Regions from separate parts of the Homo sapiens genome. Here regions 1 and 2 are each linked to region 3. Evidence: chromatin loops called from intact Hi-C (ENCODE). Cell type or tissue: Caco-2. All regions are shown on one strand.

Region 1 (4,000 bases), 56 kb after region 3:
AACAAAACAAAACACATCATATCTGTGTTGATTCAGTGAATTTAAAAGGAATTTTTTCACTTACTTCCTGATAACAGAAATAAGCATATGACTTTGCAAATTTACATATTAAAAGCACCCATGACAGTTTATTCACTTCAACTGTTGTTTTTGAAGAACTCAATAAGTGCCTTTTCTTTTCAACCCTTCTTTTTTTTTTTTTTTTTTTTTTTGATAAGCCTCCTTTTAAATACTCAAACCATCTGGGTATTTGTACTCTGAAGGCATCAGAAAGGCATGTAGCTAAAGCATAGAACTGATCAGGTTTCATGGTCAAAACGACACCTCAACATTTATTCTGTATCTTTGAAGGACAATACCCATAGCTCCCATCTGGAGAGTACTCACAGTGTTCATAGCACTGGGTAGAGGGCTTGAATTCCTATCACCTGTGTTTTCAGCTGAAAACAAGTGGGATTCTGACTCACAAGTTGGCTTGTGGGTAAAACCATTGACTACAGTTGGTCCGGGTCTGATGACCACTGTAGCTGTTACAAGTTTGTACTAATGCTTCTCTTTTTGAGACATTTCAAGTACTTTTCTCAGTATTATGAGGTAGATTACATGTACGAATGACTCAACATTTCTGAGGCTGCTTAAGAGTGTTTTCTGGTAAGCCTAGCCACTACATCATAGGTGCATGGTAAATGACAACATGGTTTGTATAGAGGTTAAAAAGGGCCATTCATCTCACTGCCCTCATTGGAAGGCCTAAAATAGTCCAAGATATTTTATTCTGTGGTTTTCACCTATGCCCTTTTCCCTTGTCCCAGGAAGACTTAAGTGGATTTGCTGTAATAACTGTGTTATGCTATGATAGATAGAATCTGTGTTATGATTAAATAGTTGACGTCTGTTTATAAAAAGTAACTTTTACAATTTATAATGGAGGTTATATTACTTAAAGTAGTTTTATTTGAAGAAATAAAAATTCATCACTCAATTTCAATACTAGGGCTTGAGATTACTGTTGTATTTTTAAATTCAAACCATTAGATGAATATAATTATAGGAATATGATAACATTGTAGGAATTTGGGGAAGTTTTAAAAATTACCCATAATTTCATCTAACCATTATGATCATTTGTACATATTTCCTGTCAGTCATTTCCTAAATGCATGCTGCTTATTCCTATAACTGAAACTAATACCAGTATCACTGGATGGTAAGTTCTTTGAGAATGGGGCCCCTTTCTGATGATTCTGTGTATACCCGTAGTTTAACACAGAGCCCAGTAGAGGCAGATGCTAGAAAAATTATTGCAAAAGAATGGATTAATAAGCAGATCTGCTGAGGATCTAAAACTTAATTAAGTACAACCAATGCTGGATTGATTATTTTGTTGATTCACAAGAAGAGGCCAAAGTCCCAACCCTCAGCAAAGATCAGCCATTCTATGACCTCCTCTTCTGCTCAGATCTCTAGGGGCAGCACGGGAGAGGAAGGGGACAGTCAAATGGTGATGTGTTACTCTCCTGCTTTGCTCGAAAACGATAGCAGTAATTTCTCTTACTTCTCCATTCCTTGTCTGCAGATCACCTGGCCCTAGAATGGCCTTATATCTCTGAGATACAGACTGACGCTAATAAATGAGTTGCTGATCCTAAAATAAAAGTGGAAATCAGGTTTGGAGTTTGATGTAAAAGCTGGAGAGGCACAGGTTTGTTGCTCATTTAGATTACAAATGTCATCGAAAATAGAAACCAAAAAGGTTAGGTAATTTCTAAATTAATCACTCTTAGAATAATTACCATGTCACAGCATCTGTGTGCTTTGGTAGAATTTGAATAACACTTTTTTGCTCAGAATAATGTTCTATTCTTGTCACCAAATAATACTTGACGTCTGTGCTCTTGTACTCCCGAACTGCAGGAAGGGTGTTGCCCTGAACAGCTGACACACCCTCAGCAATGAAGCTTAGTTTTGCTGGAACTTTTCAGGTACTAAAAAAAATCCCTTTCTCTACTCCCCATTCATTCACAGGCATGAGACTGGAGCTTTATTATTTTTTCTAAATCTAAATTGACTGAGTCAGGCTTGTAGTAGTCACCACTAAGAACAGACCACAGTAGCATGGAGAATATTACTTGAATCTTCTTTCCATCGGAAACTGGCTGTGAAAAGAGTAGGCCCATTAATCATAATTTGAAAAAGCAAGTTACAAAGGCTTGCTTTGTAACTTGTAAAGCCTCCTTTGATGAAGGCTTTACAAGCTGTCATTGCAGTAAGCAGAACTGAAACACTTTTTTTTTTCGTTGAGCAAACACACCTGGTCATTTTGGACATTTCCATTTTGATAGCTTAATGGGTGGGAGAAGATTCCTGGGCTTAAAAAATAACTTTTCAGCATTTCATGTTTCTAAGACTGAGACTGAATTAAAGGAATGTTAATCTGTCTCCTTTTATACCACAAACCTACAGAATTTACACAGAGTTTTGTCAAAAGTGACATGAACTGGTTGTCACTGTCTGGCAGATAGCTCCTCACTATGACACAAAATTGCCTTTATTTGAAGGCCACACATGACATAAGTAAACAATGGCAGTGTTTTGTATATTTTTTCTGTTACTTTAATGTATTTCAATTTCAATTATGTGGGTATAAAACATGAGTTGTATTTTTAAACTCTGTTACTTGATGATGACTACTCTTTTTCTTTCTGTATTAAAAAGAAACTCTTTTAACTGTGGTCACCATTCAGTGCAATGTATTGTATATTTCAAAATTGCTAAAAGAATAGCTTTCTAACATCCTCACCACAAAAAAATTGGTAAGTTGATGAGGTGATGGATATGTTAATTAGCTTGATTGACTCTTTCTACAATGTATTCATAGATCAAACAATCACATTGTACCCCATAAATATACACAATTTTTGTCAATTAAAAATAAATAAGAAACTATTCTAGCTTAAGAGCCTTATGTATTCTAAAAATGAACAATCAAAATGCAGAGACTGCTATTGGTCCCCTAATATGTGTTCTTTTCTTCCATAGTGATAGAACCCCTGATTTTTTTCTTTTTTTTTGTCGAGACGGAGTCTCGCTCTGTCGCCCAGGCTGGAGTGCAGTGGCGCTATCTCGGTTCACTGCAAGCTCCGCCTCCTGGGTTCACGCCATTCTCCTGCCTCAGCCTCCTGAGTAGCTGGGACTACAGGTGCCCGCCACCAGGCCCAGCTAATTTTTTGTATTTTTAGTAGGGATGGGGTTTCACCATGTTAGCCAGGATGGTCTCGATCTCCTGACCTCGTGATCTGCCCGCCTCGGCCTCCCAAAGTGCTGGGATTACAGGCGTGAGCCACTGTGCCCGGCCGAACCCCTGAGTTTTAAGCTAGGCATGTAGCTGTTCAGAAAAAAAAAAAGCAGCTGTTTTCCAATTTCCCTTGCAAAGTACTAATGGAAGTATATGGCAACTTCTCTGTCCTGTTGCCTCCAATATGGACATGCAAGCAGGAGCTCTGGCTGCCATCTTGGACCATGAAGACAAGGGTAACAGTGCAGATGAGTGGACAGAAATGTAATAAGCTTGTCTACCTCTGCAGCTTTGTATGAAAGATAAACTGTCTTGTTTAAATGACTGTTCTTTTGTGTCTATGTTTCTCAAAATGAAAAATAATCTTAATGTATACAATCACGAATAATGGAAAAGATAGATTTTATCTGACATGAAGAAACCAACATACTGTAGCAGACACCTATTGGCTTATCTGCCAACACTCTTTTTCAGAATTAACTGACTCTGTACTAGTGTCTAGGTGGTTATAGTGGGAGTTTCCAAACTCAAGAACATGACCCCATTTTTGGTTAAAGGATAATCTTGACCCTGGCTGGGCCAGTCAAAATCTTTCCCCAGGTACTTGAAAATAAGACGGAGAAAAAGAGAGCTTAGTTTTTTTGAGCCGTAAGACTGTAATAGTAAATATCTGAGCTATTGGTAGCTGTATTTGCCACCATGTTG
Region 2 (4,000 bases), 70 kb after region 3:
CATAAATAGTAAGTTGCAGAGCCTGGAATCAAACCCAGTTCCTTCTGGCTCTAAAGTCTATTCTCTTTTGGCTACTGATATGGTGTAGGATCTGTGTCTCCACCCAGATCTCATGTTGAATTGTAATCCCTAATGTTGGACGTGGAGCCTCGTGGGAGGTGGTTGGATCATGGAGGTGGATTTCTCATGAATGGTTTAGCACCATCTCCTTCGTGCTATTCTCCTGATAGAGTTCTCATGAGGTCTGGGTGTTTAAAAGTGTGTAGCACCTCCCTCTCGCCTTCCTCTTGCTCTGGTTATGTAAGATGTTGCTCCCCCTTTGCCTTCCACTAGGATTGTAAACTTTCCAAGGCCTCCTCAGGAGCAGATGCCACTATGGACAGCTTGCGGAACCATGAGCCAATTAAACCTCCTTTCTTATAAATTACCCAGTCTCAGGTATTTCTTTACAGCAATGCAAGAATGGACTAATATAGCAACCAGATACTCAATTTAGCAATTCTGAATACTGAGTCCATTATAGAAAAAAAAGAAAAGGTTGGGGGACATAGGTCATCCTTTTGTCAATATGTTCGTTGTTTTTGGGATTGTGATGAAGTCAAGCATTTTGTTTTTTAAAAATAAATAAAAAGGAAATACAGTTTGGCTTGACTAGTTCTGGTGAACTCTTACTGGTTCTTAGGAGTCACCTTTCTAAAGTGCTCACTAGCTGCTTGCTTAACTATTCAATCTAGAACTTTGCTGGGGATTGATGGCAAATGTGTCTGTCTATAATTGCTAGAATCCAAGTTTATGGGGATATTTGTTTATGTCCTTTGTCTGATCCTCGTCCTATTTCCCATAAGATCCCGTGGGCTGCTCGCAGTGGTTCTACCCTCATATCTGCATGTTTGTTCAGTTCTCCATTATGGAAGTGGGGTGGGGGAGGGGTTTGCCTTCATTTAAGGTAAGCTAAATGCTTTCACAATATATTCCTGTTTATTCTTTGGTTTCCTCCCAATGTTATTTCTTCCATTTCCAATTTGTAGGTAAAAAGCATTAAGCCTCTCTCTTAATGGAGGGATTAATGGAATAGAGGCACTCAATAAAGCTCCAGTAATTTCTGTTAAGTGGATTCTAAAGTAAACACTTTTATGGCCCCAACAACAACAAAAGACAGTGAATCCACTTACTCAAAAGCCCACCTAGTATTATATATAAGTCAGTGAAATGCATTTGGGAACTATCTACTCTTTCAGATGATCTGTGCTGGGAAATCTCTCCATTAATAAAAATAATAGCCAAACTTGAGTGCTAATAAATAGGGTTAATACTTAGTGTCTCAACTAGACCTAAGAGTATATCCATTTTAAAAGTTTTGTTTTTTTTTTTTTAAGTTTCTAGCCCATGACAGACTGACGTATCTAAAAATCATAGATTAGGTAAAGAATGTGTGCAAATTAAAATCCATGCACAGAAACCTATGTGAGAAGAAGGAGCGTTGTCATCGCAGACGTTTAACTGGGTAAGAGTTATGAAGTAAGCACTTAAAATCCAGCTAAAAGCCTACTCTCGGTTGTTTTCATGCTCCCCAGTGCTAGAAAGAGAGCCTGTCTGCGAAACACCAGTAATTGCACGTTGTCTGTGTGAAAGGACATTGAAAGACTCGATAAATTACAAGGAGGGAGGGAGCTAGCTCTCATTGCAAACTTGACCTAGCCTAGATTAGCAACCCGGGATTTGACTTTCCATGTGACCCTTCCTCTTTGTAGTCTTCAAAAGCAAGCCCGTACAAAGCCCGGCTCCTTCCTTCCTTCTAACTCCCTATCAGGAAGCTCCTTCGCCCCTCAAATCCCTTCAGGGGCTTTGAAATCCTGGGCTCCCGAGCCCAAGCTGGGCATGAATATTCATCGGGGGCGTGGCCCCGCCAGCGCGCAGGGCTCCAAGCAGCTGCGACTAGCGGAAAGCGCGCGCCAGCTGCACGCAGGGAAACAGTTCTCATTTTGTGTGCTCGGCTGACTGCACGTCCAGCCTCGGGCCAGCTCGAGACGGCCACATTGTGAGTCTGTGGGAGGGGTTCTACCGAGACGAATGGACTTTTCTGAGGCAGGGCCCAGGAGCTGTAATTCGAGGGGCCTCAGATCTCCCTGCCACCCACCTGCCAGGGCAAGTGAAATTCCACTGAGAAAAAATCAGGCGTATCTATTCTCTTCCAGGAGTTTGTCTCCCTTTTAAGAAACAAATGTCCCTTGTGTGAATGATTGGAGGCTTTTTATCCTCTGGTGGCGCCTCCTTCTTTGCAATTATCTACAATGGAGACTGTTTCTTCTCCCTTCTTAGTGATTACAACTGCTACTTGCATTCTTTTTTTACTTTCAAGATCATGAAGGCATGTTGTCTCTATCTTTCCTCTCCTTCATCCTTTACTTAGTAGTACCGATAGCACTTTTAACTTACGTCTAGTTAAAAGCCAGACATCCTGGATTCAGATTCTAGCTTGACCACTTATAAGCGCCATGAATGTGGCAAGTTAGCCTTTTTTGCATCTGTTTCTTTATCTGCATAAAGCAATAACAATACCACCTACCTCATGGTTTTTTTCCTGAGAATAAATAATTATATACAGTCATGCATTGCTTAAGATCAGAGAAATGTGTCACTGGGCGATCATGAGTTTGTGTGAACATCATAGTGTGTACTTACACAGACTCAGATGGTGTAGCCTTCTACACACCTTGGATATATGGTATAGCCTATTCCTGCTAGGCTACAAACTCGTGCAGCATGTTATGGTACTGAATACTGCAGGCAATTGTAGCACACTGGTAAGTATTTATGTATCTAAACACATCTAAACATAGAAAAAGTACACAGTAAAAATACAGTATTATACTCTTATGGGACCACAATAGTATATTGACTGAAATATTGTTATACAGCACATGACCTTATAAAACATGTTTGAATAGCGCTTGGCATATAGTAACCATTTAGTACATACTAGTTATTAATGTTATTATTTTGATTGGATAGGCCTGGTTGAAGATGGCTGAGCGTAAAACAGAATGCAAGTCAGCTGGAGCACGTACTACTGGAGGCAGAGCCCCATGAGAAGGGGCCAAGAACCCGCACCCATCAAAATCAAGAAGAAAGGCTGAACCCGGAGAGAAAAGGGAGGTGAGCCTGCGGAGGGAGATGGGATGCAGCGGAGGGAATTGGGGTGCAGCGGAGGGAATTGGGGTGCAGCGGAGGGAATTGGGGTGCAGCGGAGGGAATTGGGATGCAGCTGAGAGGGGAGCGCCAGTGGGGAGGTTTTGGGAGCCAAGCCATTAGAGGAAGGATCACACAATGTCCAGAGGTAATGAACACAGAACTTTTTAGTTTGTTTTTAGGTCAGAGTCTCATATCCTGGTCTGCACTCGATGGATTCTTAAAGCAATTGGAACCTCAGGCTGGTCCTGGAGCAAGAGCTGGTCCTTTACTTGGGGCTCTCAGGTTGAGAAGTTTGAGCTCTAGGATTCTCCACTGACCACCTCTCCCTGTCTTTGCTCACTTCCCATCTTTAAACTCCCATTGAACTGGCATGCTATTCTTAGCATGGCACTCAGGCTCTTGACTCCACCCAGTCCTTCTAGTTATATTGGCCATGGTACCTACGTTCTTGTGTCTCCTAGCACTGTCTACCTACCCTCTCTCCACAACACATATTACACCCCCAATCCAACCCATAATTCCCATTGGTTTCCAGGTATGCCAGTCTTCTTACGGTTTCCTAAACATGTCATAGTAGGGAAAATGCTACATGTTCACTACCTCATTTCACCTTCCTAGGCAGATGAGAAGACATCTCCCAGTTTCTTTTTGCAGCTAGGTTGGGACACTGACCAAATTTTTGACAACAAAAAAGTGAGTGGAGGGATATGGCATTCTGGTTCAGGAAGACTAAGAGGGGGTCTGAGTTCTTCATGCTTATTCTCTTTTGTCCATATGCTAGGATGTGCAAAACTCTAACTCAGTGGGT
Region 3 (4,000 bases):
TAAGTCACCTGACTTTTGTTCCACTCTCACCCTTAAAATTTCCCTCTAGCTCAGATACCCAACCTAAGATACTTCTTGGAGTCAAGTCATAGAGCTATCCTACCACTATCTTGGGATCCTTGACCACAATACTTACATCTCTATGCTGACAGAATCCAGTCTCCTTCCCAACCTCAAACCATAATTCCTATAAAGCTCTCCTATCATCCCCACTCCTAAGATGTTCTTACATTGAGAACTTATAACAGCATGCCTTAAGCCATAGCCTGGGTCTCAATTCTTTGTTTATTGGATATTTTGCTTGCACTCACCAGTTTTATCTGGATATAAGAATTTCAAAGACTATACGAAGACGGTTTAAAAAGTCCCTTCATATGGAGGGAGAAAAGGTGTTGAAAAGCCCACGAGTATGTATTTTTAAAGAAAACAACTTGGCTAATCAGATTATCATCACTATGATATATACCTACATTTTAGTTTCTCACTGACCAGACTTAATATTTAGGAAATTTGTGAGAAGTGATTTTTTTTCTCTTAGAAGACTAGACATCCAAGAAAGCCCCATCATTCAGAAGTAGTTTTACTGATTGATAAGAATAAAACAGAATTCAGTGAAAAACTTGTTTTGTTCATAAAAGTTGTAGGATTGATATAAAATAAGAAACTAAGCCCTTTCATAAATTCAGGTTCAGCTTGAAGTTTTGTTTATTCAATTTCTAAATTTAATTCTTCTATTACAATCATATATTACCACTTGTGACATTATTTTACTATCTTGAGCAATTTGTTGCTATTTATTTCTCAACCATAACTATTTACCCTCATCTTTTACTCTCCATTTCCAAATTCCTATAGATTATTCAACTGGAGTATCAGCCTGGGCTAGGGGTTGCAGACCATTGTTAGTTGATACTTAATAATAAAATCAGAACATGTCAAATTACTCTGAAGACAGGTCCCCATGTACAGCTTTGAGAGGTAACAAAGGGCCAGATTAGTGACTGTGTGTAATGTTAAGATTTGGGAATGGTGTTTAGCTGGCAGTCATTATTGCATCTCACCTTTCCCCTTGGAAAAGTGTCTGCTATGTTGCAATCACTGAGCAAATGCCAAATGCCTTCTGGGAAAGTCTGATACTGCCAAGAATTCCCTCACCCCCAAGCTGTCTTCCATTGTGTGGGAAAGTTTTAGAATTTCTAGTCTCTAGCATGCTACACCTAAATCCTGGCCAACCAACCCTAACAAATGTGTAATTCAAGCAGTCCCTTAGATTGCTTGGGTAACCAAAAATGTCCAGGGAACAGAAGAGAATGACAGCATAGATACATATGCTTATGTATGACTTTTGACACAACAGAGAGAAAAAATTGCCATTAGAATGCTACTAATGTTGGAATCAATGGTCATATTATGTCTTGATAAATAAGCATAAAAAGGAACCATAGAAACCTTGTTCTATAGGTATAGAGCAGTGAAACTGATACAAAATAAGAAAATAAGCCCTTTTGTAATTTGAGATTCAGTTAAAACATTTGTTTATTCAATTGCTAGATTTCATTGTTCAATTAGAACCATGAATATGTAACGTTTATGAGATAATTTTGCTATCCTAAAAAAGTTGTTGCTATTCACTACTCAACAATAGCTATTTACCCTCATCTTTTACTCTCCATTTCCAAATTCCAACAGATTATTCAGCTAGAGGATTAGACTGGGCTAGTAGTTGAAGATAAATAGGTGATAATTGACACAAGGAAATGGAATACATAATATAAATATTTGATGTTTTAGTAGATTATGAAATGAGTTAGGTGTTAAGATTTATAAATATCACGGCTTTACTGATAACATGGTGAACTATGGACTTGGCTATTGATACGGTTGGCTATCCGTGAATAAAAGGCAAACATTTGTACATGGAAACACAGGCAAACTGGTTGGCTTAGCATAAAACTGCAAATCTATCTTTACAAGTGGAACAGAAAAAAATGGAGTTCAATCATATAGTAAGAAAAAAAGAAAAAGAGCCAGGCATGGTGGCTCACGCCTGTAATCCCAGCACTTTGGGAGGCCAAGGTAGGAGGATTGTTTGAGCCTAGGAGTTCCAGATCAGCCTGGGCAATGTGGTGAGACTCTGCCTCTAAAAAAAAAGAAAAACAATTAACTGGGTGTGGTGGCACATGCCTGTAGTCCTAGCTAGTTGGGAGGCTGAGGTGAGGGGATTGCTGGAGCCTGGGAGGTCAAGGCTACAGTAAGCCATGATCATGCCACTGCACTCCCACTTGGGCAGCAGAGGGAAACTGTCTCAAAACAAAACAGAACAAAAAGGAAAAGAAAGAAAAAAAGGCTATCTCGCAGTTCTATGTGGTAAAAATCCCAATTACCTTGAGATCTTTATCCAGCAATCAAAATAGGACTCACTAACCCAGAAGTCAAAGTAAAACCTCTGAGCTGCTTTAAAAAAAAAAAAAAAGAAAAGGTTTAAAAAGCTATATACTGAAGCTCAGAAACTTGATTAATAGAAAAATTTATTATGTTTTAAACTCATTGAAAGAAACCTGATTATTTCATTCCTCGGGCCATAGAAGATTAGAAACAACAAAAATTTTCCATTCATTACAGATTCTAACATCTATTGTGTGTTAACTATGTGTGAGGGATAATTCCACAAGCAACTGATTTTATCCTCTGAGGTAAGTATTATGACTCCCCTCATTTTACAAATGAGAAAACTGAGGTGGAGAGAGGTTGATTAATTTAGCCAAGATCACACAGTAGAAAGTAGTAGCGTCAGGATTCAAACACAAGTTTTCTACTGGTGTCCACACTTTCAGGTACTACTGGCAAACAGCAGGGTCTATGGACACAGCAACGAACAGAGCATCAGAGGTTCCTGTTTTCACGGTTGAGAAGCAACAGGGAACAGTAAGAGAACCATGGCCGGGTGCGGTGGCTCACGCCTGTAATCACAGCACTTTGGGAGGCCAAGGCAGGTGGATCAAGAGGTCAGGAGTTCGAGACCAGCCTGGCCAGCATGGTGATGCCTGTAGTCCCAGCTACTCAGGAGGCTGAGGCAGGAGAATTGCTTGAACCTGTTAGGCAGTGAGCCGAGATCGCACCACTGCATTCCAGCCTGGGCGACAGAGTGAGACACCGACTCAAAAAAAAAAAAAAAAAAAAAGACAGAGAGAGCCGTGAACTGGCAGGAGCAAGAACTGTGAAGAGCAGAACAACAGGGATGGGAGCTGAAGACTGGGGAGCACTGGACTCTTTACAGTTATTACCTCATTTACTCTTTACAACCATTCTGCAAGTTACCATCATCATTGTTTAGATGAAGAAATTAAGGCTTTAAAAAGTCAAATACATTTCCCCAAATTGCACAATTAGTAAACAGTGGACCTGGAGTTTGAATCCAGGTCTGTCTGACACCAAAGCTTAATTTTTCTCACTATACCTCACTGCTGTAACAAAAAACTACAAACACAGGCGCTTAAAAAACATTTCAGTCTGGGCCACTCTGTGTAGAAGGAAACAGTACTGAACATACTATGCTAGTCATTGAGGGCTTTGTTGAATGCATAAATGGTTGAATATAAAAATGGCACTATAATGAATGTGTAAAATTAAGACTCTAATAATTGAGAAACAACTGCATTCTGTTGGTTAGTCTCCGTTTAAGAAAACAGGGTAATGTATGGTATATTTTTAAAGTCTAAAAATAGATATGGTTAAAATAAAACTAATCTGTGGATTTAAAGGAATGAGTTTCAAGTACTTAGAAAATTCTTCTATGTGGAATATCTATTTTCTAATGATACCAGATAAAGTTTTCAATACAGAGAAACAGTAGAAATAGACATATTAAATAAAGGTTTATGCTATTTTGTGTTAACCTTTATTTAATACAATAAATAAAGGGTCCAATAAAAATAAAGGCCAAATAACCTTTATTTAATAAAATAAATAAGGGCCCAATAAAAAATAGTCCCTCCTTGTT

What was found. Peaks named below come from ENCODE experiments on the same cell type or tissue, not always from the same donor. Only the 100,000 strongest peaks of a DNase experiment are listed, where the experiment ranks them.
Region 1: a loop joins it to region 3, with 6 times the contacts of the local background. A loop is called at or near these places in 50 of 110 quality-filtered maps.
Region 2: a loop joins it to region 3, with 2.7 times the contacts of the local background. A loop is called at or near these places in 37 of 110 quality-filtered maps.

Annotation. Positions count from the first base shown.
Region 1 is chr2:64,212,553-64,216,552 of GRCh38, forward strand. No RefSeq gene overlaps it. Among named protein-coding and RNA genes, the nearest start is that of LINC00309, 9.1 kb to the left of the region's middle. In Caco-2, no CTCF peak of the experiment used is centred here; no DNase peak of the experiment used is centred here.
Region 2 is chr2:64,226,485-64,230,484 of GRCh38, forward strand. It overlaps LOC100507006 (a long non-coding RNA gene), which reads left to right and starts at 1,917. Exons shown (of 5, transcript NR_120420.1): 1 at 1,917-2,038; 2 at 3,013-3,156. RefSeq lists enhancers at 1,073-1,782, 1,600-1,649, 1,783-2,491, 2,140-2,189. In Caco-2, no CTCF peak of the experiment used is centred here; a DNase peak (open chromatin) is centred at 1,897; H3K4me3 peaks cover 1,058 bases.
Region 3 is chr2:64,156,869-64,160,868 of GRCh38, forward strand. No RefSeq gene overlaps it. Among named protein-coding and RNA genes, the nearest start is that of PELI1, 14 kb to the left of the region's middle. In Caco-2, no CTCF peak of the experiment used is centred here; a DNase peak (open chromatin) is centred at 2,073.